Linked DNA regions of Homo sapiens: regions 1 and 2 are each linked to region 3. A link is a loop called in an ENCODE intact Hi-C map of the cell type or tissue named here. Cell type or tissue: dorsolateral prefrontal cortex. All regions are shown on one strand.

Region 1 (8,000 bases), 120 kb before region 3:
GGGGGACCCCTGGATCCTCTTTGGCCATGAGTGTTCCTTGTCATAAGCAGATTCCCCTTCTTTTCTCATCTTAATTCAACTCTTATCCATGGCTGTTAAAGCACCCAGTCACCCAGGGTCAGAACCTCTAGGCTATCTTTGATTTCTCCTTCTCCCTCACCCCGATATTTTGTCTCGCAAGTCTTGTTATTTCTCCTCCTCTGTGCCTCTATTTCTTGGCTTCCTTTCATTCTGGATGCCACCACCTCATGCTGGCTCCAATGTCTCTTGCCTAGACTGCTACGATAGCCCCCTAACTAGCCTCCCTGGCCAGGCTCCCCCTGTTCCTGTTGGTTGTATCTCTAACTGCCAGTCAGTCACCCAAAGGCCAGCTGTGATCATGTCACCTCCTTGCTCAAAAGCCTCCAGTGGAATGAAAGCCCAACTCTGTAGCTGTTACTGCTTTCCATGTCTAAACCCAACTTATATCTCCCAGCAGTTGCCTGTTATAACCCCTGATCCAACTGAATCAAACTTCCAAAACACACTTCTGATCTGTGCCTTTGTTTATTCCACTGGCTGTGTCTGAATATCCTCTCCCCTAATTCTGCTGTTCAAAATCCTGGCCATTCTGCAAGGACTGTAGCTGTGGTGGTGCCACGGTTAGGTGTGCAGGCCCTGGAGTACAATGAACCAGATCAACTCACTGAGATATGAGCTTGGCAAGTTATCAAACTTCCCTGTGTTTCAGTTTCCACAAATGCAAGATGGGAGTACATAATACCTCATTGGGCTAGAGGGAGAATTAAACAAGTGAATGCATAAACCACACTTAGACACATAAGCATGCAATCACTTTTTTTTTTTTTTTTGCTTGCATCATTTCATCTTTTAATGTTCCTGAAGCCTCCTAAGCCAACTTCAGTGTTTTTTTTTGTACTTTATTTTTTTTTTTATTATACTTTAAGTTTTAGGGTACATGTGCACATTGTGCAGGTTAGTTACATATGTATACATGTGCCATGCTGGTGCGCTGCACCCACTAACTCGTCATCTAGCATTAGGATCTCCCAATGCTATCCCTCCCCCCTCCCCCCACCCCACCGCAGTCCCCAGAGTGTGATATCACTTTCAACTACCATTGTTGAAAGCAATGACCCTCTGCCCTGACCTCTCAGAGCGTTCCAACTAATCTGCTCTTTTGGCACTTAAGTTCCTTCTATCATTCCTTTTGGACATGCTTCTCCTTAACGCTATGACTTTGCAGCATTTCTTCCTGCATCTGGAATGTCCCTTCTCTCTTTCCAACCTTGAACACCAGCTTCAAAAGCCCCAGGGAACCTCACTCTGTCTTGTTTGCTTCTCAGAGCTCTGTTGCCATCTCCACTCCAGCTCCAACTGGGCCACACTCAAGTCTCTCAGAGGAAGGAATTGCATTTTTTCATCTTTGTAACCAAGGGCCTAATTCTGGGTTTAGCACTTAGTATGTACAAAATGAATGCTTGCAAAACATGCAGAAGACCAAATGTTGGTGTGAATACCCCAATGAACGTAACTCTATCACATTTTTCTCTATGCAGCCACCAGAGCCAGTGTTGCTAGGTGTTCCGTGTTTGTTGCATGCATGCATGAACAGGTGAAGGGCTGAAATAACCCAAGGCATTCGTATTTCCCAGTGGAGACTGAGGCCATTTCCCTGGGAAATAATTATCAATTGGGACTAAATTAAGACAATTAAAGGATTACTTACTTTGTGCTTCCAGAGCACTTTTTATATGCTTCATAATCACTTATCTTGCAGCCCTGTAATTATTGGCTGCCAGTTCTATTTCTTCCATTAGTGTGTGCTCAGTGTGGGTGACTGTGTCTTATTTAGCTCTCTATTTTTTGTACCTGGCATTAAGGAGATCTTAGGTAAGTGTTTGTCGAACAAAGGAATTTGCTCAGAAAACTGAGCCAAACAATGGGGCACAATGAGCCATTAAGTAACATCAGCCAACCAGAAAAAAAAAAAAAAAAGATGCTCCCTTGCATTGTTTTTTTCAAATAATTCATTGCTAAGAAGGTATTTCTGATCAAATCCTATTGTCATTTCCATGACATAACTGAAAAGAGAAAAATTCTTAGCTGTATTAATCTAGTTATCCTGGACTTGGATCTAGCTTGACTTACAGTATTTTGTTTTCCAAGCTTGCTGCAGGGAGTCGGAGGGCAGAAAGATCATTTGGCATATGACCTTGAGCTATAAAGCATTCTGTTAAGGGGTATTCAGGGAGCTCAGGCTGGGAGTCTAGAAGACTTGAACATAGCCTGGCCAAATGCTGGACATTCAGCATGCCTGGAAGGGATAAATCCTCTGTGTATTTCCCTTTCAGAAAGCAAAACTAGGACTGAGAAAGAAGGACGGCCGCAAGGGGCACCTGTGGCCTTTATGTATTGGACTCGTTGTCTTCAGATGAAAGCTGAGCAAATTCTGCATGGAGAAAAGAGGCACTTCTTGGAGCAGGTGCCAGAACCAATTTTAACCCCTTACTAAATACAACTACTCACTGACTGAACTAAAAGAACCTCAAGTCAGTAACAAGCAACAGTACCAGGGTCATTACAAAGACCTTACTCAAGGGATCAGCTTCTTGTTTCGATGGTGGCAAATCAAAATCATTGAGGGAAGCTATAGTGGGCTGGGGTGCCAGGCTACTAGAGTTCAAATCCTGGATTTGTTCTTTAAGAGCCACGCGACCTTGGGGCAAGTTGCTTAACCTCTCTGTCTCAGTTCCTTCTTCCACAAAATGAGACTATATGAATAGTTCTTATCTCATATGGGTTTGTGATAATAGGAGTTAATATATGTGATGAACTTGGAAGAGTGAATGACACATAAGTAATATATATGTTGATAAACCAAGATTAAATTAGGCAAAGGTGATGTGTGGCTAATAGTTGGTGAAAATGTCTTTTGTAATTACTTTTTATAAAAGCAACGCATACATATGACAATGATTCAAATAATTCCAATCTCAATACCCAATTCTATTTCCCAATGATCACCACACTCAAATGTTTCTTTCATGTTTTTGCAGAAAAAATTATTCAGAAATCAACAGGTGGATATATACAGTCTATCCCTTCAAATGAATAGGATCATAATATTCATACTGTTCTCCACCTCATCTTGCTTTTTCCCATTAACTGTGTATCTTAAAGTCCTCTCCGTATCTGAAGATAGACGTCTTCTTCATACTTTTCTATGACTTACTGGTACTCCACTGTGTAGAAAGATCATGATTTGTATAACCAGCCCCCATTGATGGCATTTACCTTGTTTCCAGCTTTTTTGTGTGTGATTATAAACATTCTGTAACAAACAACCTTGTACATCCTTCTTATTATATTTCTGCAAGTATATATATGTAGGTTAAATTCCTGGCAATTTGCCATTTCTTCTGGGCATGGCCTTCCTCAAATCTGAAACTTTGCAGCCTCTCTTTTTCCTGCATGTGGAATGCTCTTCCTGTCTTACTATCCTTTGCCAGGTTGATGAATTACAAGGTCAAGGGTAAGTGCATCTAAAATTTTGATTATTTTTGCCACATTGTATTCCAAAAATCTTGCACTGACTCCTCTTTCCACCAGTGCTGTATGGGTAGCTGTTTCCCAGTCTACTTTAACACCAGCTGACAGAGTGTCGTTATCGATTTCTTATCTTTGCCAAAGTCATAAGTGACAAATGGTATCTCAGTAGTTTCAATTTGTATATCCTTAATTATAATATGAGTGAGGGTAAGATCTTTTTTATGTTTATGGGAATTTGCATTTTTCTTTGACTTGCTGGTTCATATCCTTTGCCCAGACAATTTGTCTTGAATTGAAAATATGGGCTAGGTGCAGTGGCTCACGCCTGTAATCCCAGCACTTTGGAAGGCCAAGGCGGGTGGATCATGAGATCAGGAGTTTGAGACCAGCCTGACCAACATGGTGAAACCTTGTCTCTACCAAAAATACAAAAATTAGCCAGGCATGGTGGCATACGCCTGTAATCCCAGCTACTCGGGAGGCTGAGGCAGGAGAATCACTTGAACCTGGGAGGCTGAGGTTGCAGTGAGCCGAGATTGCACCACTTCACTCTAGCCTGGGTGACACGGCAAGACTCCATCTCAGAAAAAAAAAAAAAAGAAAAAGAAAATATGAACTCTACTACTTCCCTGCTTAAAGCCTTTCACAGTGACCTACTGCCTATGGGATAGTCTGGAATCCCTAATATGAAAAAAAGGGGCTTGTGTGTCATCTGGTCCCATCTATGTCACTTCTCTCAATGGTTTATTCCTCTTGTCTCAAGCTTGCTGGCACAGAAACACCTGGCCACTTGTGGTCCCAGATCTCTTTGTCAATAAAAATTCATAGAATGGGTCAGGCGTGGTGGCTCATGCCAGTAATCCCAGAACTTCGGGAGGCTGAAGCGGGCAGATCACAAGGTCAGGAGTTCGAGATCAGCCTGGACAACATGGTGAAACCCCTTCTCTCCTAAAAATACAAAAATTGGCCAGGCGTGGTGGCATGCACCTGTAGTCTCAGTTACTTGGGAGGCTAAGGCAGAAGAATCACTTGGACCCAAGAGGTGGAGACTGCAGTGAGCCAAGATTGTACCACTGCACTCCAGCCTGGGTGACAGAGTGAGACTCTGTCTCAAAAAAAAAAAAAAAAAAAAAAAAAAAAAATTCATGGAATGATTGGTTGAAGGAATTCCAATTTTCATATAATTCATCTTAGGGAACTACCTAAGAAACATTCAACTATTTTCCTCAAGTATTTTCTTTTTTTTTTGTTAATCCTGTTATCAGATACCATTTGTAAATATTATGTCTTTTCTGGTTTCTGCTTGTTTATGATCCGGAGATCTTCCAGCTGGCTCTTACTAAATAAAGTTCTCACATACTAAACTTCAGTTATTCTGATAGGGAAAATGTGGGACTACGGTGGATTGGTCCTTTGCAACATTCACAGCAGGAGTATAATAAACTACAAAAGACGAAATCAGTCTAAATAAAGGCCAATGATCACGGCTTCCCTGAGGCCACTCTGGACAGACTGTCTAATGCCGGAACATCCTACTTCCCTACTTGATTCCTCACTAACCACCTTAACTTCACACCATTATACATCTCCATCTTCCAGCCCTGCTGAGTGTGAAGTCATTACTCTCCATATCACAGGAGGTGTAAATTGTTACAACCTTTTTGGAAAGCAAGGGCCCATAAAACCATAAAACTATTCACACCCAATGCACCCCAGAACCAGATCTCTATCCCAAAGAAAAAAAGTACAAATAAAGGAGAAATGCATAAAGAAAAAATAAAGAAAAGAAACACATACATGTTTGTGGCAAGGTTATTTATAATGGCATACAACCAAGGGAATGTTTTAGAATTAGGAGGGTGACTACTCAGCAGTGAGCTAGAGTTTCTACTATGACATAAGGTCAACTTTAAAAAACAAAAAAGAGAGAGGTAAAATTAGATCTATATTTTGATTTCAACTATGTGGAATTATTATGAAAAAATGAAAGCAAGTATGTATAAATGATCATAATGTATAAGACTGTCAGAATTAAGGGTGCATTTTTGTCTCTGCTTTCAAACTTTAATATCAATTATTTATATTTTTTAAAAATTCTCAAGTTTTCTTCTAGTCAGAATCTACACACCAAATTATGACAGTAAAGACCTTCCATAGGCATGCTGTTGGTGACAAACAAGTTAAATGACTGATCTAAAGGCATTTAATTAATGTATCCACGATTAGGATTCAGCATTACAAGAGCCCAGTCTTTTCAGAACTACTGGAAACAGATGTGATAATGGGCACTGGGGAATGGCACGTTATTATGAGTATCCTTGTAAATATCTGACCTACTTCTATCAAGTGATGTTTCAGCCATTCATCAGGAAAACAAAGATCATCCTTGTTGTAACAACAGATTTGCTAATGAATCTTTTCAGTTGTCCACAGATGAAATAGAGTTTTGTGCTACAACAGATAAATTGTATAACCTTTTTTTCATATAAACATATTATTATAAAATGATGCTGCTGAATTACAGTTCATAGTTGCTTCATATAATCTTCTTAGAAACATCTGGAAATATAATTAACATGAGGCTCAAACTACAGCATTGAACAACTCCTTCCTGTATGCTGGGAAGCATTTAGAAGCCCCTTTTCCCCACAACGACATGCAGTGGTAGCAGGCAGCTTCCTACATTTTAACAGAGGTTTTCAGAGAAGGTAAACCCCAGCAATACGGAACAAAACCACTATTTAGAGGACCTAAAAATGCTGCTATGCCATAGAAGAGATTTTTTATTTTAGAAACTCCCATTTGGTTAATTTGAGGACCAAAATAGACCAAACATTACAATAGTCTTCTACGGCCAAATTACATCTGCATCTGAACATCATTAGCGCTCTGACTTCTACTCCACACAGACCTCTCCCAGCTTTGTGCTAATTTGATTTGACAGGAAAAGTCCTCAGAGGCATTTGAGGTTATCACCCCATCCTCCTAACTCAGGTCAGAATACCACGCAATGTGGGTTCTTGGTGTACAACTTTCTTTTTTTTTTGAGATGGAGTCTCACTCTGTCACCCAGGCTGGAGTGCAGTAGCGTGATCTTGGCTCACTGCAACCTCTGCCTCCCAGGTTCAAGCAATTCTCCTGCCTCAGCCTCCCATGTAGCTGGGATTACAGGCGCACACCACCAAGCCTGGCTAATTTTTTGCATTTTTAGTAGAGATGGGGTTTTACCATATTGGTCAGGCTGGTCTCGAACTCCTGACCTCAGGTGATCTGCTTGCCTCGACCTCCCAAAGTGCTGGGATTACAGGCACGAGCCACTGCACCCGGCACAACTTTCTTTCATTCATGCGATGACATTAATATTCTACATGTTTTATATTCACAAATTGCCTTCACCCAACTCTCCTTCAGGGTAACAAAAAGAAGAAAGACCTTTAAACATGACCTTCCAGAACTATTTGATTCAGTCCTTTTTTTTTTTTAATTATTAAGGCTACTTTATATTTGTTTTAGTCAAACAAGTTCCAAATCCTCATTAATTCATTGCCTAATGTTATTTCTCTATCTCCTTCAACTTAACAAAGAAATCACCATCAACAAAACCAATCAACCAACAAAAACCTTGTTTTTTTTTGGTTGCTGCTGTTTTGTTTTGTTTTTTTTAAGCAGGCAAATTCATATACATCATATAGGTATCTTTCTCTGCCTTGGGAATCCAGAATTAGTGACCAAAATCACCAAGTCCTATTTCCAATCGTTTCTGTTGTCTTAATGAGATTAGATTTCTGAATTCAAGTATGTTTAAAACTTACCTACCCAGATATGCATACATCTTAACCTTTTCACTCTGTATGTTTTCAAGTCATGGGTAACTGTGATGTTTCCAAGTAAAGCCCAGAAGACTTTGGGGTGAGACAGCCTTGCAATTCCAATCCTCTAGGGCTATATCATTAACCAGCCCTGTGACCCTGGGCAAGTTACTGGCCCCTCCTAAGCCTCTTTACCCTCACCTATCAAACAGGTATTAGGCATAACTAAGTAACTGCCTCAGAGGACTGCTGGGGCGCTGAGAGCCAGATTGCAGCTAGTTCACACTTGTCAGGTGGGCACTCAAGCACTAGCTATTACCATTGTTACTAGTAGTGCTAATGTATATTAATAACATAATTATTAAGTTTTTAGTGAATAAAAGTCAAAGGGAAAAGGTCAAAGAATTCTGGGGAAACCCAAAAGACACCAATGCATATCTAGATTAAAGTGACAGTGAAGAAATGAAAGGACACAACTGTAATTCGACTAGATAAGGAAATGAAATTGAGGCTTAATTCAGAAGTGTCCTCAAAGGCAATGATAATCATTTCATAGAGTCAGGGTGCTATTGGAGGGGAAGCCTGCTAGGGTGAAAATGAGGCATTTGGTGTACACATACTTATTTGAAGTTCTGCAGA
Region 2 (8,000 bases), 340 kb before region 3:
AAAAATTAAGGGCCCTCAGTGCGTTAGATGCTGTGAAGCAGTCACACCTCAAATGGTCTCCATGAGTTTATATAAGCGTCAGCCCCTTTTTTCCAGAAATGTGACAAATCTTCCTCCAGTAGAAATCTTAGTGTTAGTTTCATCATGATATCTTTAAAGAAGCTGAAAGCAGTCAAAGATTTGACTAAGTTCTTCCAGTCAGTTTCAGACATGTCTGGGTATTTCGGAGTCCAGGTGCCACCCATTAAGACTTTGTGATGTAGTAGAACAGTAACTCTTAAAATAAGTTATGGCACTGAACAGTGCAATACACAGAGAACATTATAAGATAATATGTAACTAAGTGTATGAAGTAGAATACCAACTTTTAGGAGTTACAGGAATGATCAGAATTATTATTTTAGAGTGGTTATAGATCAGTAACTGGCTCCTTACGCCCTTGGAGAAGTTTAAGGAGTCTGTCCCCAGAATCACTGGCAATGAAATTGAATTTATCCCATTTCATATACATCTTTTGTTGTCCCTTAGTAGGCTATAATTATATTAGCATTATGGCATATTAGCAGAATATAAACCATTAGTTTAGGATTTTCTTTTTCTTCCTCAGAAATGTCAGGTTCACAACATGAGGGAATATGATTTTGGTAGATTCCTAGTGGAGCAGTAATTTTTAGTAAACTTTCCTTTCTCCTTCTAGTGCTGATTGTATCTAGAATAGATTTCAAATGGCTTCTGTATTTTGTTGTTGTTTTGGTGATTATTTCATAAAAGTTGTTCTTTGAAGCTTTTACATAAAATTGGAGCAATTTGATTTTATTTTGTAATTTGAGATGTCTAGGCTAAACATAATTCTGAAACTCATATAATTTGATTATATCTCCTTATTTTTGTAGGGTTTGGGATAAAGTTGTGAGTGGATCCTGTAAGATCCTAGTTTTTGTAGCTGTCGAAATTTTATTAACCTTTAAAATAAAAGTTATGGCACTGAACAGTGCAGAGAAGATAACAAAGTTTCTGGAAAATGTAAGTGTGCTTTGATTTGATTTTGAATCTGGAAATGAAGTTACCTTAGCAAGTCAGATTTTCCTGTTACATTAGATTATTTCAGAGAAATAATTACATGATTTTAGAGAAATAATACCTTAGAATGTTTCAGAGAATAATTATAATAATGATTATTTTAGGGAAATTATTTAAGAGAAATAATAATTTGATTTGATTTTGAATCTAGAAATGAAGTCACTTTAGCAAGTGAGATTTTCCTGTTACATTAGATTATTTCAGAGAAATCATACAGTGTATTTTTACATTATAAGAAACACTTTTCCCTGAAAAAGTTTGGCCTAAAGTTGGCCTGAGGGTTAGTTTGCATCCTGTCTTTGGGAAATGATGGTCTGAGACCATCTCGTGAATGTGTCCACTTAGAACCAGAGTCTCATCCTCCATGTGACTATCAGCAGGCATGTCAGGAAAAGGAATAGGTGGGATCTGTCATTTTACAATGAGTAATTTTTGTCAGTTCAAAAGGGGTTCTGTATTTTGGAGGATTTTGTAAGCCATTTCATTTCTGTTACTGTCTCTGGTGTAGTCCCAGTTGGGTTTATTAATATACAGTATTAACCTAGTATATTGCTGAAAAAGGCAATGGTAATGAAATTAACTTTTCCCTCGCTATGTATCTTGGAATACCCTTTACCAGGCAAGAAGTAGGATTAAAGAGACTTATGCCTGAATGATTTTCACAGAATCCAAAATCTATTCATTTTTAAAATAGTATTAACATTTGAAAAATGGCCTGGTAAATTATAATAAAGTACTGAGTCAATATGCGTTGAATAAATGAATAATCATCATTATAACCAGAGGTGGCTAGCAGTGCGAAGCCTGTGCTAAGTATTTTCCATGGGTTACCTCATGTCCTACTGTGAACAGCTCTGTGAAGTCAGGCTATCATTTCCCCCATTTTAGAGATGGGGATCTGAAACCCAGGTAGCTTAGGTAACCTGCCCGGGGGTGCACAGTTAGTGAGCAGTGCAGGATTTGAACCCAGGCAGGCTGACACTGGAGCCCTTTCATGTCCTCAGGTAGCATGTGACGCAAGTCTTTTATGCTGTCACTTTCTGAAAAACAGTGCAAACTCCCATGGAAGTGGATTTCATGCCACAGCGAATGAGGGAAGACACTGAAGTTGTCAACACTGAAATTTCACAAAGACTGATTTGCTTGCCCACAGATTCCCCAGGACAGCTCAGACGCGATCGTGAGCAAGGCCATTGACTTGTGGCACAAACACTGTGGGACCCCGGTCCATTCAAGCTGAACGCACCCGCTGGTTGTGGACCGTCTGCCAGGCACCACAGTGAGCATTGTGTTCTTGGCATGTGATCTGGGAAACTGATTGAATAATACACTTTTCTTGCTTTGGTGCTCAAAGTGGTTTTTTTCCCCCAATAAAATTATTTAATTGAAATGCCTGGTGTTGCTGTGTTGGCGAGCAGCATCTTGCAGTTACATAGAAATGTAAAGTTCATCTCTGAATAGCATTTCAAAAGGGTTGTTAGAAAATAGCTCCCTGATTTTAAAGCGGTTTAGTCAGGGTGAGTGGGTGTGTTAACCAGCAGTGCATAACTAAGCCTGCCCTGCCTGTCTCTAATTAGCACCAAGCTAGTTACTTTCAAGGTCTGTTTCTAGAATAAGAGTGACTTCCTTTTGTTGACACCTCAGATTTGGCTTTTGTTGATGCAATACGTGTTTAAATCCAAGCCAACTGCCTTCTGAGGCTTCATCTTGCTAAACAGGCTTTAAACAATTCCTTACTCTTTTTTCTCTTTGGGCCAGTTGGAATGAAACCATTATTGAACAAAATGTGTTTGAATTGCTCCTAGGAGCAAGTACTTGTTGGATATTTTGCTGCACTCACATTTTTCTTGATGGGGTGTTAAATGTGGGATGTTAGGGTGCACTGTGCCACGCACTAAAGCAGTGAGAGAAATGGCCGGTGAAGGTGAACAGCTCATCACCCCTGGGCCACCTTGTGCCACGTAAATGGCATGGCCACTCTTCACTGGATAGTTCCCGGCTTTGGGAGTAGTGAGTGAAAGGGGACCCTTTGTTTCACACCGGTTTAGCCTTCAGACCTGCAAGAGCCTGAGTGGTGAGTTGGATTTTCCACCCACCCCCTAAAAGACGAGGGCAGCTATGAACTTATAGAGGTACAATTCTGAGAATTCAGGCCCTCCTTAGTGTGTGAAATATCTGTTGAAAAAAAGTTCAGAGAAAGTGTGAGCTGTTGAAATCTGCTGCTTCTGAATACTAACATATCCAAGAGTATTTAATTTTTTAAAATAAAAATGCACTCCAAAGAAAAACCTTTTAAAGCAAAATTGCTGCCTAGAGTTAAAATTTTAATAAAAAATGACTTATTGCCAACCATTTATGCCGGAGCCAGGCAGGAGCGCTGGTACTCTTAGGGAGCAGGAAGGCTTAGGGGCTGAAGTTCCTCTGACTTCGCTGCTTTGGCTGGAGGCCAGCTGATCTGAAACGAAAGACTCTTACTGTACTGCTGAGAGATCTAAAAATAAATATTCTGCAAGTATATTCTGTCAAACCCAGTTTGGTAAAACCTTTCTGGCTGTAGGGTGTGGGGCGGCGATTTTTTCTTGAAGTTAGTCAATCTGAGAGTTTTTATTAAAACACTGATTGGCGGAATGATTTTTTTAAGGCCCATCCTGAGAAAGTGGTGGATGGAGAGGATGAGCATCCAGTTTCGCTTCATAGCAGAATTTCACTTTGCTGAGAGCTGAGTGTTTTGAAAATGTTTGTGCCTGCTGTCTTGGGTGAGGAGCGCAGTTCCTGATAAAAATACATCCATATGCCTTTTCTTCAAAACATTTTGTCAGGATACTGCAGAATTTTTCCTTCATATATTACAACCCACGGTTCCTGTCACAGACTATTGCGGCTAAAATGTGAGATTCTTCCTCGCCCTTGGAAAGCTGGAATTTAACATGATCAAATTTAGTTTCTGCTCTTTCCCGTCTAGAGATTTGCCTTAAACACAGATGAGAGAAGATCTCAGTCCTCTTGGCCAGGAGAAAGGAAGGCCGAGGAAGGTTGGAGAGTGTGTGTGTGTTGGGGGTGTGGCTTTGGCCTGCTGACAAATCGAATGGATGGATTGCGTCGAGGTATAATTGTGTAGAGGATTGTGTGTACACAGGCTTGTGTGTCAAGGCTGTTTCAGGAAATGAGGTCAGGGTTCATGAGAATGAAGCACTTTCTTTGTTAATGGAAAGTTCGCCTGAAAATTATGAGGCAACACTGAAATCATATGATGCGCTGAAGGAGCTCCGAGGACCTTCTTGCACTGTAGCTCTGGGTATGACAGGCACTTGCCCTGTCTTGAATTGCATAAGTTTCCTGTCATGTGGTTATCACGTCCCTATGGTGACTCAAGGTTTTGGTGTTTTCTGTCTGAAAATGAAGAACCTGGAGGGAAGCCAGTGGGGATGAGGAGGGTAAGCAAAGAGCTTAGATGCCCAGGACCAGATCCTAAAATGAGTCACTGGCTCACATGGCCCAAGTGACAGCGCCTGCTCGAGCTCTGTGACCGTAAGCAGCAGAGTGACATCCCAAGTTCTCCAGCCAAGGCAGCCTTTGGGGAGCCTGGTGAGGGGTGTGGGGTGTGGACAGTGAATCTGCCCGGGTCACATAAGGTCAGCAGCCTTTGTCTTTAGCTGGGTGTTTTGGGTCTAGAAGGGCCAGAAGGTGCTTTCCTCTGCCCTTGACAGAGAGGGAAAGGAGTGTGGGAATTTGGGGAGCAGGAGTTGGTGGCATCTCCTCTGTTGGTGAAAACAAAGAGCCGTTTCTCCTTGAGACTGTGTGCCAAATGAAACTGTCCGTGGCTCTTGGCACAAGCCGTGGCTCCTAGATCAGCTGATGTTCCTCCAGAGCTGGCACCAGTTTGAGTAGGAGGGAGGGGTGATGGATGGCGGTGTGGAGAACAGAGGGTGGTAGTGATTTCTGGGGGACCACGGTGGGGGTGCTGGCCTTTCATGGCTTTCCCGACCAGTCGCCCTTTCCACTTTGGTCCCTCTGTCAGCCTTGCCTTGGGGAGGTTAAAAAGTGAGTGGACAGTTTCTAGATGAGGTGATAACTCCCCATAAGGGGAGCCCCCTCCCAGGGGCTGATTTTACTCCAGGACAATGACAAAGGGAGTTGGAGAATGTCATCAGAGAAGGACACACAAGAATCCTAGAAGCTCATCCTAAGCACAACTCCAAATTGAATGTCATAGCAAGCGCTTAAGGTTCACATCTCCAACTCATACCTAATACTGAGGTTTTCCTTTGCAGTTTACCAGGAACTTACATGGCAGGCACTCGGGACTGCCAGAGCTCACGCTAAGCACTGGCTTTATCACAGAGTCACTTCCTGGTCTTCTCCATCATCCTTTCCTAGAGTCTTAATAAGTAGCAAGCTGGTGCTTGCTGGACATTTTAGCATCTCTCTTTTCCCTGCTTCTGCCTGCCCTCTGGACATAATACTAAGAAGATTTGAGAGGGGGGCAGCAAAGAGGAGAAGCTTTGGAAGATTCACTCCTAAACATCAGGTGGCTGCACGCTATACCGCAGTGGGCCTGCATTCCCACCTCCCGTTTCTCCCTCCTCTGACCGATATGTTTGGTTCATTTGTCTTTTTATTTGTTTTCATTCAATCACAAAATATATGTGAATACAGTCTTAATTATGGGCCAGGTACTGAGCTTAATTGCTGAACAAGACATGGTATCTGCCCTCTCGGAGTGTACAAGCATGCAGGGAAGACATATTTAACAGATAGATGTTTTGTTCCAGACATCTTTAGTAGAAACTCTCAACTCCTGTGCTGCCACACCAGGGAGAAGGTGGACTGAGTCTGTCCAGAAGCTCCAGAGGAAGGGTAGAATTGCTGTGAGATGTGTGATTCTGTGTCCCCTTCACTTAGTAATGGAAGAGGTGACAGGAAGAGCCTTGGACCGGGCAGGGGGCATGAGCATCTGCCCCACTCACTAGTTTTGCAAACCAAGCCAATCACTCAGTCTGTGTCTTGGTTTCCCCATCATCAAACAGTGATTCTGTGACATCCCTCCCTCCCCAGCGTGCTTGTGAGCATCACATGAGTTGGCTGTGAAAGCACTTTTAGAAGCATGGAACTCTGGATATTTAATATTTTCAAGAGCATCATTTGCAAGAGTGTGGCTAGGCACTGTCTCTGTTTGAATCTACCGTATGCTTGGAGGCCTAACTCAGCTCTGCCTTCTCTGAAAATTTGTTAACTGCCAAGCTCAAAGTGCATTTTCCTAACTCTGAGCTTCTGTAACATTTCAGGGACCACTCATTTAGCAATAATTGTTTGGAAGTCTCTTGTTCGGTTGTCTTGAACTTTTATTAAGTGTTCCATGTGGTTTCCCTCTAAGATGCAAGATTCTTGAAGCCAGGGGCTGCCTTTAGCACACCCGAGGCACTGGCAGATTCAGTGTCTGGCGAGGGCCCTCTGTGTGGTTCATAGATGGTGCCTTCCTGCTGTGTCCTGGTGGAAGGAATGAACTCTGCTCTTTCAGCCCGTTACAAGCGTCCTAATCCCATGCATGAGGAACCACCCCAAGACCTCACCACCTTCCAAAGGCCCCACCTCCAAATACCATCACCCTGGGGGCTAGGATTTCAGCACACACATTTTAGGGGAAGACAAACATTGAGACTAATACATTGGTTTAGAATGATCTGTTTACGTCCCAGATTTATGTGACCTCTTTGAGGTTAGTGGTAATGACTTATTCTTTTTTTCGTTCCCCCAGTGTCAAGCACATCTCCTAGCCCACGTGGGCTCTTCATGAATATTTGTTGAATATGGGAAGGCCTGGTTCAGCATTAAGACGCCTCCATTGACAAGTAATAGAGTTGTTCTGAAGCACGCTTGCTTAAAGGAGATTTTATTATAGGATGCAGGGGTGAGGCTGAGAACCTAAAGAGGGAGGGCTTGGAGTCTGGGATGGGACTAAAGAGACCCTGGACCCTCTCGTCCTCTTATCTATGATCCACACAGTGTGTGGGCTCTGTCTAGAGTCTGTGTCTCTGCAGTCTGGATCACTCTGGTAGAAGATGCCCCACCCTAAGACGCTAAATGTATACATTACAGGTCCAGCCTCTGGAGACAGAGTTTCGTGACGCAATTCCTAAATCCATGGGAAAGAGGCTGTGGTCTGGCCTGGGCTTGGGGCTGCCTGTGGGCCAATCATGTAGAGCCTAGTGGGTGGAGGCATCCCACAGCAGACGCAGGGCCACCAGGAGCCTCCCTTGTGTCTACTGCAGTGCAGGGAGTGGTGAGCAAGGGGCCTGGTGGACAGGTCCACTGTGAACTGGGAAGAGACTCTCAAAGACTCTCCGCTCCACTTAGATCTGTTGACCAGATAAATGCCCTGCAGAAGGGCCAGGGGGTAACAAGAAGCCTTCCACCTCGACTAAGTCTCAGTGACTTTTCCTGCACCACTTCTTTCTGGTTTCTGCCAGCCAGGCAGGTGGGCAGCCAGCCCTTTCCGACGAGGGTGGGCAGAGGGGTAATATCACACCAGCAGCCTTGGTGAACTGACTCACATGGCCAGGTGCTCCCTTTGCGAACTTTCATACCAAGTCGAATTCAGTCCGAAAGTCTACAGAAAGTCGACTTTGCCCAGCTCCTTCCCCTCCACCTGGGTCAACTGGGGGGCTTCGCTGGCAGCAGCTGTGTTTATTTGTCTCTGATTGCTCAGGAGGGTGTATAGTTTCCCTGCAGGGTGTCCAACATCTGGGTGTCCAGACCAAGTTGGGCTGTGGCCAGGCTGGGTGGCAGTTGAGTGAACCTAAATAAAGCCAGTTAGGGGAGGCAGCTGCTAAGGCTGACTGATTTTCCGATCATACGGAAGGCACGTCCGGACCCGAGGGACGTCAGAGCTGGAGGGGAGCTTGCAGATCACTCCATACACA
Region 3 (8,000 bases):
CATGCTTGATTCTGCAGAACATGGCAGGAACCTGGATGACAGGATCAATCTTCCTGTAAGTGATGAAACAGTGAAAGGAAGTGGGAAATTATCCAGAGACATGCCGTAATCCTTTTGACCTCAAAGGAACATCTAATTCAAAACTATGTTAAATCCATTCTCCAAGAACAGCTGTCACCACAGAGCTGCAAAACTTGTTAGGTACAATCTACCAGTGCTTTGACAGAATGCCCAGGTGGAAGTCAATAAAACAAGGTCCTCCCTTTCCCTTGAGATTAATATACTCTAGAGAGTCAAGCTTCTCTGGAAGCTTGGCCCAGGTCTACCAGGCTGCCTTTCCTGGAGTCTCCTCACAGCAGTTTGGTGATACCATTTTCTTCTAAGGCTGTACCATGTTCCCTAATGGATCTGATCAATTCCTAAAACAAGAAGAATGCATTTTTAATGAGTTTTCTTCATTAACTTGATAGCTGTTGGGGGCCAAATTGTGCTCCCTCCTAAATTCATATGTTGAGGCCCTGACCCCTAGTATGTGACCTCAGAATGTGACTCTATTTGGAGAAAGGGCCTTGAAAGAGATGATTAAGGTTAAATGGGGTCATAAGGGTGAGGGATAATCCAATATGACTGGTGTCTTTATAGAAGAGATTAGGGCCAGGCACAGTGGCTCAACCCAGCATTTTGGGAGGCCAAGGAGTGAGATCACTTGAGCCCAGGAGTATGAGACCAGCCTGGATAACGTAGCGAGACTCTGTCACTACAAAAAATTAAAAAATAAAGAAATTAGCTAAGGTGGTGTCATACCCCTGTGGTCCCAGCTACACAGAAGGCTGAGGTGGGAGGTTCACTTGAGCCCAGGAGATCAAGGCTGCAGAGAGCTGAGATCACACCACTGCACCCAAACCCGGGTGACAGAGACAGATCCTGACTCAAAACCAAAAACAAAAACAACAAAAAAAGAGAAGGAGACTAAGGCACAGACACCCACAGACTAAGGGACAACTATGTGGGAGGATGAGGTGAGAACGTGGCCATCTACAAGCCAAGGAGCAAGACCTCAGGAAAAATCAACCTTACCAGTACCTCAGTCTTGGACCTCCAGCCTCCAAAACTGTGAGAAAATAAATTTCTATTGTTTAAGCTACCCAGTAGTATTTTGTTATGGCAGCCTTAGCCAACCAATACATCAGCTATGGACTATCCAAGGTGATTTTCTTCATTACTATCTATAAGAAAATCCTGGTTTTCAGTAACACACATATTCCTTCTTTGGGAGGTCAATTTCTTTAATCCCAAATAGTTATCAACACAAGTTTGTACTTTAGGTTCTTGTCTTCCTTTCAGTTTGGACACAGGATATCATATGTTGCTCTTCAATAACCTGACAGTAGGGTAGGAATTATTTTTACTATTTTCTAAGTGAAGAAACTGACTCAATGGCATGATTTACCCAGGGCACATGAATTTATAACCAAGTCTTTCAATACCGCTTTCCCTGCTGCTTCTCCAACATTCCACTCCTTCTTCTTTTTCCCTAGCATTAGAATATACCCAAGTTTGGGTGTTTTTCCATCTCAATTGTTTTTGAAACTTGTTTCTCATCTTTCTGTATTCTGTTGGATTACTTTTTTTTGTTTCTCTTAATTTTAGACATTTGTGTTATCTTTGTCATGGATTTCTTAGAAGACACCCTACACTATTTTTCACTCTGCCTTCTTTAGGACAAGTTCCAGGAGAGATTTTTTTATCCAGTTAGTTTCCTAAGAAGCTCAACCTATACCTAGAGAACCTTTTAGGAAACCCTTTCCCTGCAACTGTGGATCCTGAACTTTGTAGGAAGCTGAATACTCATGGAATGCCAAACTTAAGGGCCTTTGGCATCTTTACCCTTTAGAGTAATTATGCTACTGTCTTTGGACTTTACAGTATACGATCAGGAGTTTGCTTTATGAGAGGCATTAAATCCCCATGTTAGGAGACTGCAAAAAGAAAATACAAACACAGTCATTAAGGGGCCATTTAAGGGTAGTAGATTCTGTGTTGTCCCTAGTGGAGGCTTGGAATTGTATAGTCATGGATCACTATAGCCCATCTGCGGGAATTTTCCAAGTCGGGTAAAAGCCTACAGGATCCCTGAGCCCATCAGATTCAGGATGAGAAAAGGGCAGAATCACAACTTATAGCATGGCTGAGGCAGGAAAAATCAAACCCACTACATCCATTAGAAGGTGTTTGGGGCTGTCCGGAGACAAGGGCTACTTTGTCCTTGTTGGACCCTCCCTGGTGTGGGGTCGCTGTGACCCAGTGGTAGAGTGCAGGGAGTCTGGGGACAAATGTTGTTTATCTGGTGCTGCCACTGATGCCCTCTGTGGCTTAAACCAGTTCAATTGACCCTTCTGTCCAAAACACGCAGACACTCGTGCCTTCTCATCTAGAGAAATACAAGTGTTATTGAATTAATTCCAAAATATTTGTAGGAGCACAAATGTGAGCTAAAGTTTCACACATATTCTTTACTCACTGGCACATTCAAGGGAAAAAGTGACCTGGTGTTTCAAGTACTTTGTGGTCACTAGACACCATAAATGATAACAACAATAATAGCAAGTACTTTTTCAGGCACTAAGTGTGCCAGGCACAGCACTACGCGATGTTCTATATAATTTACTTCCCATACAGCCTGTGAGGTAAAGCAATGTTACTCTCCAATTTTATGGATGAGGAAACTGAGCCTTAGAAAGATCAACAAACTTTCTCAATGTCACTCACTGAAAAGGTAGCAGAATTGGAATGCAAACCTCAGTCAACCGAACTAAAAAAAACTGAAGCTTTTAATCAAAGCACCTTGATTTCCATAAAGACTGAATTTTCAAAATCTGTCCTATTTCACCAGTTGTCCCATAAATGTTGGACTATCCCAGAAATGAACAAAACCTGGCATCCAAACTGCATTTCTCAGACTGTTTCTCACACTGAAAGCAACATAAAAGTCCTCTGTAAGATCACAAGTCCTGGTCCTTGATATAGAAAATGTGGGCACCATGATCTATGCAGAGGAGCAAATTTTAGAGAATTAGAGTGGAAGGCAATGCACTCAAAACCAAAACTATTTTGAGCATCTTGTTATCTTCTGTGATTTGGGAGGCACTAAAGAGCCTTGTAGTACCTGGAGGTCATCCTCATGAATCTCAGTCCTCATGATATTATTGAAGTGTAGAAAGGTAGGTTTCCAGCAAGTTTCAACAGATGGAAATCCAGATAAAAGGAACTCACTCTGCTGATATTAATTATTTAAGCAGTGTTTTCTCGAGGGACTGCCATGGCCTTAAAAAGGGGCTCTATGAGCTGTTCTTTTATATTATGAATATTTGTAATACTATAGCATCTACATTTCAAGTGTGGGCTTTAGTGAAAAACTTTGTTATGCTTTTTTAGCTTTGTTGTTTAGTTTTGTTTGTTGAGCATCAGAAGAGATGGGAGTGATAGGGCCACAGTAGAGAAAAGACTAAAAATTCATGATCCACAGTCTTTTTGCTTCCCAAATATGGACCATGGTTTTGAAGATTTAAGAACCACAGATTTAAGATCATTTTTTAATTCCGATATACAAATATCCTCTTAAAAGATAATTGTACCACTTTAAAGAGTTGTTTCTGTTTTCTTTTCTTTTTTTTTTCTTTTCTTTTTTTTTTTTTTTTTTTGAGATAAAGTCTCACTCTATCACCCAGGCAAGAGGGCAGTGGTGAGATCTGGGCTCACTGCAGCCTCCGCCTCCTGGGTTCAAGCTATTCTCATGCCACAGGCTCCCCAGTAGCTGGGACTACAGGTGTGTGCCACCACACCCAGCTAATTTTTGTATTTTTAGTAGAGACAGGGTTTCACCATGTTGGCCAGGCTGGTCTTGAACTCCTGACCTCAAGTGATCCACCTGCCTTGGTCTCCCACAGTGCTGGGATTATAGGCGTGAGCCACCGTGCCCGACCCCTCTTTAAAGAGTTGTTTCTATCAGATACATTCAACTCATATAATTTGCCCAAACTGAGAGAAGGGCAGAAAAAGAAGGAAAGGCAGTGAAAACTTGAATGCCTCTTTGTAGATATTATTCTAAGGACACTTTCCTTTTGGTTCTAACATCACCATATTTTGTTTAGAGCAGCTCATGGGGCCAAACAATAAAAAAGAAATAACAATTAGAAATGAACTCTTTCAAACTAACATCTTGTTTATTTCTCAGGCTCTTTAGAAGTCAGTGTTAAAAGAATCCATGTAGCATTTCTTATTCATGCTGAGTGAGCTGTTATCAGTTCCCGTATTGATTTCTATCTCCACGCAGCAAGCCTCAAAATGCCACTGCCCCAAGCTGGAATCCCACCAAGCCTATCCCTTATGTTTCCGTTTATTTTCCAAGTCGTCTTTCCTTTTTCTTCAGCCACAAATTCTCCCTGAACCCACTTTCCCCAAAATAACAGCTGCGGATTCAATTTTTCCTTTCCTGTCTCTTTAAGTCAGAAACTTCCTGAGGTTCCTAAGAGCTGCCTGCCTCAGCAGGCACCAGGACTCCCAGCAAGTCTCCATTGCAGTGAGATTTGCAAGTGAATCTCCTTTGAAAATCATCACCAGTTTTGTATCCATCTCTTCTGACTTTGAGGCATCTACACTAACACCGTGGGCTCCAGCCTATCCTATGAACCCGGCCCGAGGATTTCAAAACCAAATCTATTGATATTGGCAGCTCCATCAAAGGAAAATTCTCTAAACCGAACAAAGCATAAAACCAATACAAAATCCATCTAACAAATAAACAAAAGGCAATAACATGATTTCAGACGCCAATGCCTACCTTAAAGGCTGCCCAAAGCTCTTTGCTCCCACATGCATCCGCCTCTCTGGGTCTGTTTCCTGGCTTTCCAATAGCTGTGCTTTCTTAAATTGAGCAACAGTCTCCTCAAGTGTCGGGCTCTGAAAATACACATGCTACACACGCCCATGCAGCCTCTCGGTGCCAGGCAGCCCCTTCGCCTTCCTTCCCGGCCGTGCCAATTCCCTGGCCGCTGACCAGCTCCCACGTGGGATGGAATGGAGAAGGGGAGGGTGTCAACCAAAGTCGGGGGATGGATTCAACTCACCGTGGACTAGGTGGCCACCCATCTGGCATGAAGGGTCCATTTTATCCCTTTTCTAACCTAAAACCGCCTCCACGATGGTCTCTCCAGCCTCACTCAGAGCCCAGAACAGTTGGCAGGCACACCAACCCCTCCTGGGTGTGACCTGCGGGTACTCAGACGTCTCTAAAGTGGCAGCCTCCAGCCGGTGGGGCACAGACTGCCTCTTACCTTCACAGAGCCCCAGTCCTTAGAAGCCCAGCTGGCGTCTCCAAGGAGTCCTGCGTTTTACTTGACATTGGAGGCAACCGGTTGCAGAAACAGGGAACATTTCAAAATGAAACAGAAAGTAACCCGGGGATCCAAACCAGACCCCCGACCTGCCTCGGCCGTCCCCAATCTCTGGGAGTCTTCTGACTCAGCAAGCCTGTACAGCTGTTTCAGCCTGGAGAGGATTCAGAGGAAATGCAGCTTGGAAGTCTGGAACTCACAGCCTGGGCTTTTTTTTTTTTTTTTTTTTGAGTATTTGTTGAGCTTTTTAACATGCAGTTTGTCTCCTTCTGCAGGGAATTACTCAGTGATCCCGTCACCTGACTCAGGGCAGTTCCATTATATAATTCTAACTGCTATTAGATCGCTGATCGGAAAACCACACTTGCCTCCCCTTTCCCCCACCCCCCAGCATCATCCACCCCACCCCGCCCCCTAGGAAGGGAAGAGGGAGGAAGACCTCAAAACGCGACACAATGACAATTAACTTTCCTTGAACCTTCCCTGGAAGGACTGCATTTTTGCAATGCACTTTAGTTCCCTTCGGTTCAATTCTTGAGTAGAGGACCTCCCAAATGCCCATGAGGAGTGAGTGGGAATTTCTCAGGATGGGACGGTAGCAGCTTTCCTGATTTTCTTTTAGGATGGTTCTCTGTAGGTGGGATAAGGCGCTGAATGGATTTTCAAATGATCAAGTGCGTCGTCAGTTGAAAAGCTTCAGGTAGATTTATAAAACATGTGCAAATAAAACCTAAAACCGAGAATCTTCTATTATTTTTTGCCACATTTCCGTGAAATGCCAAAGGGGTGGCTTGGGTTGAGGGGTCTTGAGCCAAAACCCCTGCCCTGACCTCGATCCTCATAAACCCTCTCCAGCCACCTCAAATAAGCATAATGCCCAAGGGACAACATCTTGCTTTGCTAGGCAAACATTTCTGAAAGGGCAAGCTCCCAGTCTCCACTTTCAACCATATTGCAACCCCTCAGGCCACTCTAGATAGACATTTTGAAGCCACGCCTGTCCTAGGTGAAGGTAATAGTAATAATTCCTCAATGCCCCCAGTCCCTGTCTTAGCATCTGTTATCTCTGTCCAGATGATACCCACTAAGGAGCAAGCATGTTCAAACAGAATCGACCCATGAGTGGAACTTAAGTGGCAATCAATGAGGGTAACACCTAAAGCATCACACAATACGACGATCAAGTTAAAAAACACTCCAGCCCATTTGCTTTTTCCATGTCAAAGCGCAGATGAACTATCTGCATAGCTCTCGGCTCCCAATCTTCTCCCAGCCAGCGGAGGCTTGTTGCTGAATACAGGAAAAGAACTATTTATGTTGATGAGAACAAATGCTAATGTTGGTCAGCCTTGTATGGGTTTTTCTAGTCTCACTCCTTTTCTCTCTCCTGGATCTTCCCAGCCCATAATCACCAGAGGAAACTACTTTCTCCCTCCTGCCTTCCTCCACTATTGTAAGTAATGTTAGATACTATTTTCATGTTAAAATATGTGACATTAGACAGATACAGTACCCTAAGAATCACTTTCAAAACACTTTGTAACTATCTATCCACATACCCCCCTGAGGTCAGCATGGGGTAATGACTGTTCTTATGGAGACCCAGAGAAGCCAGTGTCATAGGCGGGAGTTAGAAGACGGGTCTCCTACTCTTGGTGTTCCGCTTTGCAGAGGAAAACCCAGATAGACATGAGAAAAATATTAATGTGTAAACCTGAAAACCTGAATGACAGATTGATGTCTGTTTATGTCTCTCCCTCCAGGTGTAGTAAATACAAGCTATTGTGGCCGTTGCTACAGTAACTTCTTTCTTAATAAGAATAAAGACACATAGGAAGGTGTTAGAAAACATCAGGTGGTGAGACATTCATCAGTAATGGGAGGAGGATGCAGTAATAAAAAATATACCCTTGGCCTGTACATAGTCCTTAAATACTGGCACTGCAAATCTCAAATTTCTTAGACCAGCACTGTTCAATAGAAATATAATGTGGGGCCAGGCATGGTGGCTCAATCCTGTAATCCCAGTGCTTTGGGAGGCCAGGCGAGAATAGGAGTTTGAGACCAGTCTGGGCAACATAGCAAGACCCCGTTGCTATAAAAAATTTTTTTTAAAATTAAAAAATTAGCTGGTTGTGTGCACCTGTAATTCCAGCTACTGGGGAGGTTGAGGTGGGAGGATCCCTTGAGCCCAGGAGGTCAAAGCTACGGTGAGCCACGACTGTACTACTGCACTCCAGCCTGGGCAACAAAGCAAGATGCTATCTCTCTCAAAAAAAAAAAAAAAAAAAAGAGGAAATACAATGTGAGCCATAGATGTAATTTTCAATTTTCTAGTAGTCATATTAAAATTTTTTAAGGGAAATTATTTTTGTAATATATCTTATTTAATCCCATATACCCAAAACATTATTTCAATATGTAATCAATATAAAAATTAATGAAATATTATGTATTCTTTTCATACTGAATATCTGAATATTGGTAAGTGTTTTATACCCTCATCACATCTCAAATAAGACTAGCCACATTTCAAGTGCCCAGTAGCCACATGTGGTTAGTGGTTATCACATTAGATGGCCAAGCCCTGGATTATATATGGCCATT

What was found. Peaks named below come from ENCODE experiments on the same cell type or tissue, not always from the same donor. Only the 100,000 strongest peaks of a DNase experiment are listed, where the experiment ranks them.
Region 1: a loop joins it to region 3, with 2.1 times the contacts of the local background. A loop is called at or near these places in 2 of 110 quality-filtered maps.
Region 2: a loop joins it to region 3, with 2.5 times the contacts of the local background. A loop is called at or near these places in 5 of 110 quality-filtered maps.

What each region holds. Positions count from the first base shown.
Region 1 is chr6:13,070,026-13,078,025 of GRCh38, reverse strand. All of the region lies in intron 5 of PHACTR1 (phosphatase and actin regulator 1), which reads right to left. Among named protein-coding and RNA genes, the nearest start is that of TBC1D7, 250 kb to the left of the region's middle. In dorsolateral prefrontal cortex, no CTCF peak of the experiment used is centred here; no DNase peak of the experiment used is centred here; H3K4me3 peaks cover 619 bases; H3K27ac peaks cover 1,696 bases.
Region 2 is chr6:13,299,421-13,307,420 of GRCh38, reverse strand. It overlaps TBC1D7-LOC100130357 (TBC1D7-LOC100130357 readthrough), which reads left to right. Exons shown (of 9, transcript NM_001318809.2): 7 at 894-1,023; 8 at 2,234-2,359. The coding sequence ends at 2,320. It overlaps TBC1D7 (TBC1 domain family member 7), which reads left to right. Exons shown (of 8, transcript NM_016495.6): 7 at 894-1,023; 8 at 2,234-2,470. The coding sequence ends at 2,320. Among named protein-coding and RNA genes, the nearest start is that of TBC1D7, 25 kb to the left of the region's middle. RefSeq lists enhancers at 1-180, 4,271-4,320. In dorsolateral prefrontal cortex, no CTCF peak of the experiment used is centred here; DNase peaks (open chromatin) are centred at 2,320, 3,520, 4,500 and 4,930; H3K4me3 peaks cover 3,043 bases; H3K27ac peaks cover 5,349 bases.
Region 3 is chr6:12,954,878-12,962,877 of GRCh38, reverse strand. All of the region lies in intron 4 of PHACTR1 (phosphatase and actin regulator 1), which reads right to left. LOC124901262 (a long non-coding RNA gene) reads left to right here. Exons shown (of 2, transcript XR_007059459.1): 2 at 1-4,068. Among named protein-coding and RNA genes, the nearest start is that of PHACTR1, 240 kb to the right of the region's middle. RefSeq lists an enhancer at 6,316-7,107. In dorsolateral prefrontal cortex, CTCF peaks have their summits at 4,917 and 5,305; a DNase peak (open chromatin) is centred at 5,027; H3K4me3 peaks cover 3,206 bases; H3K27ac peaks cover 4,055 bases.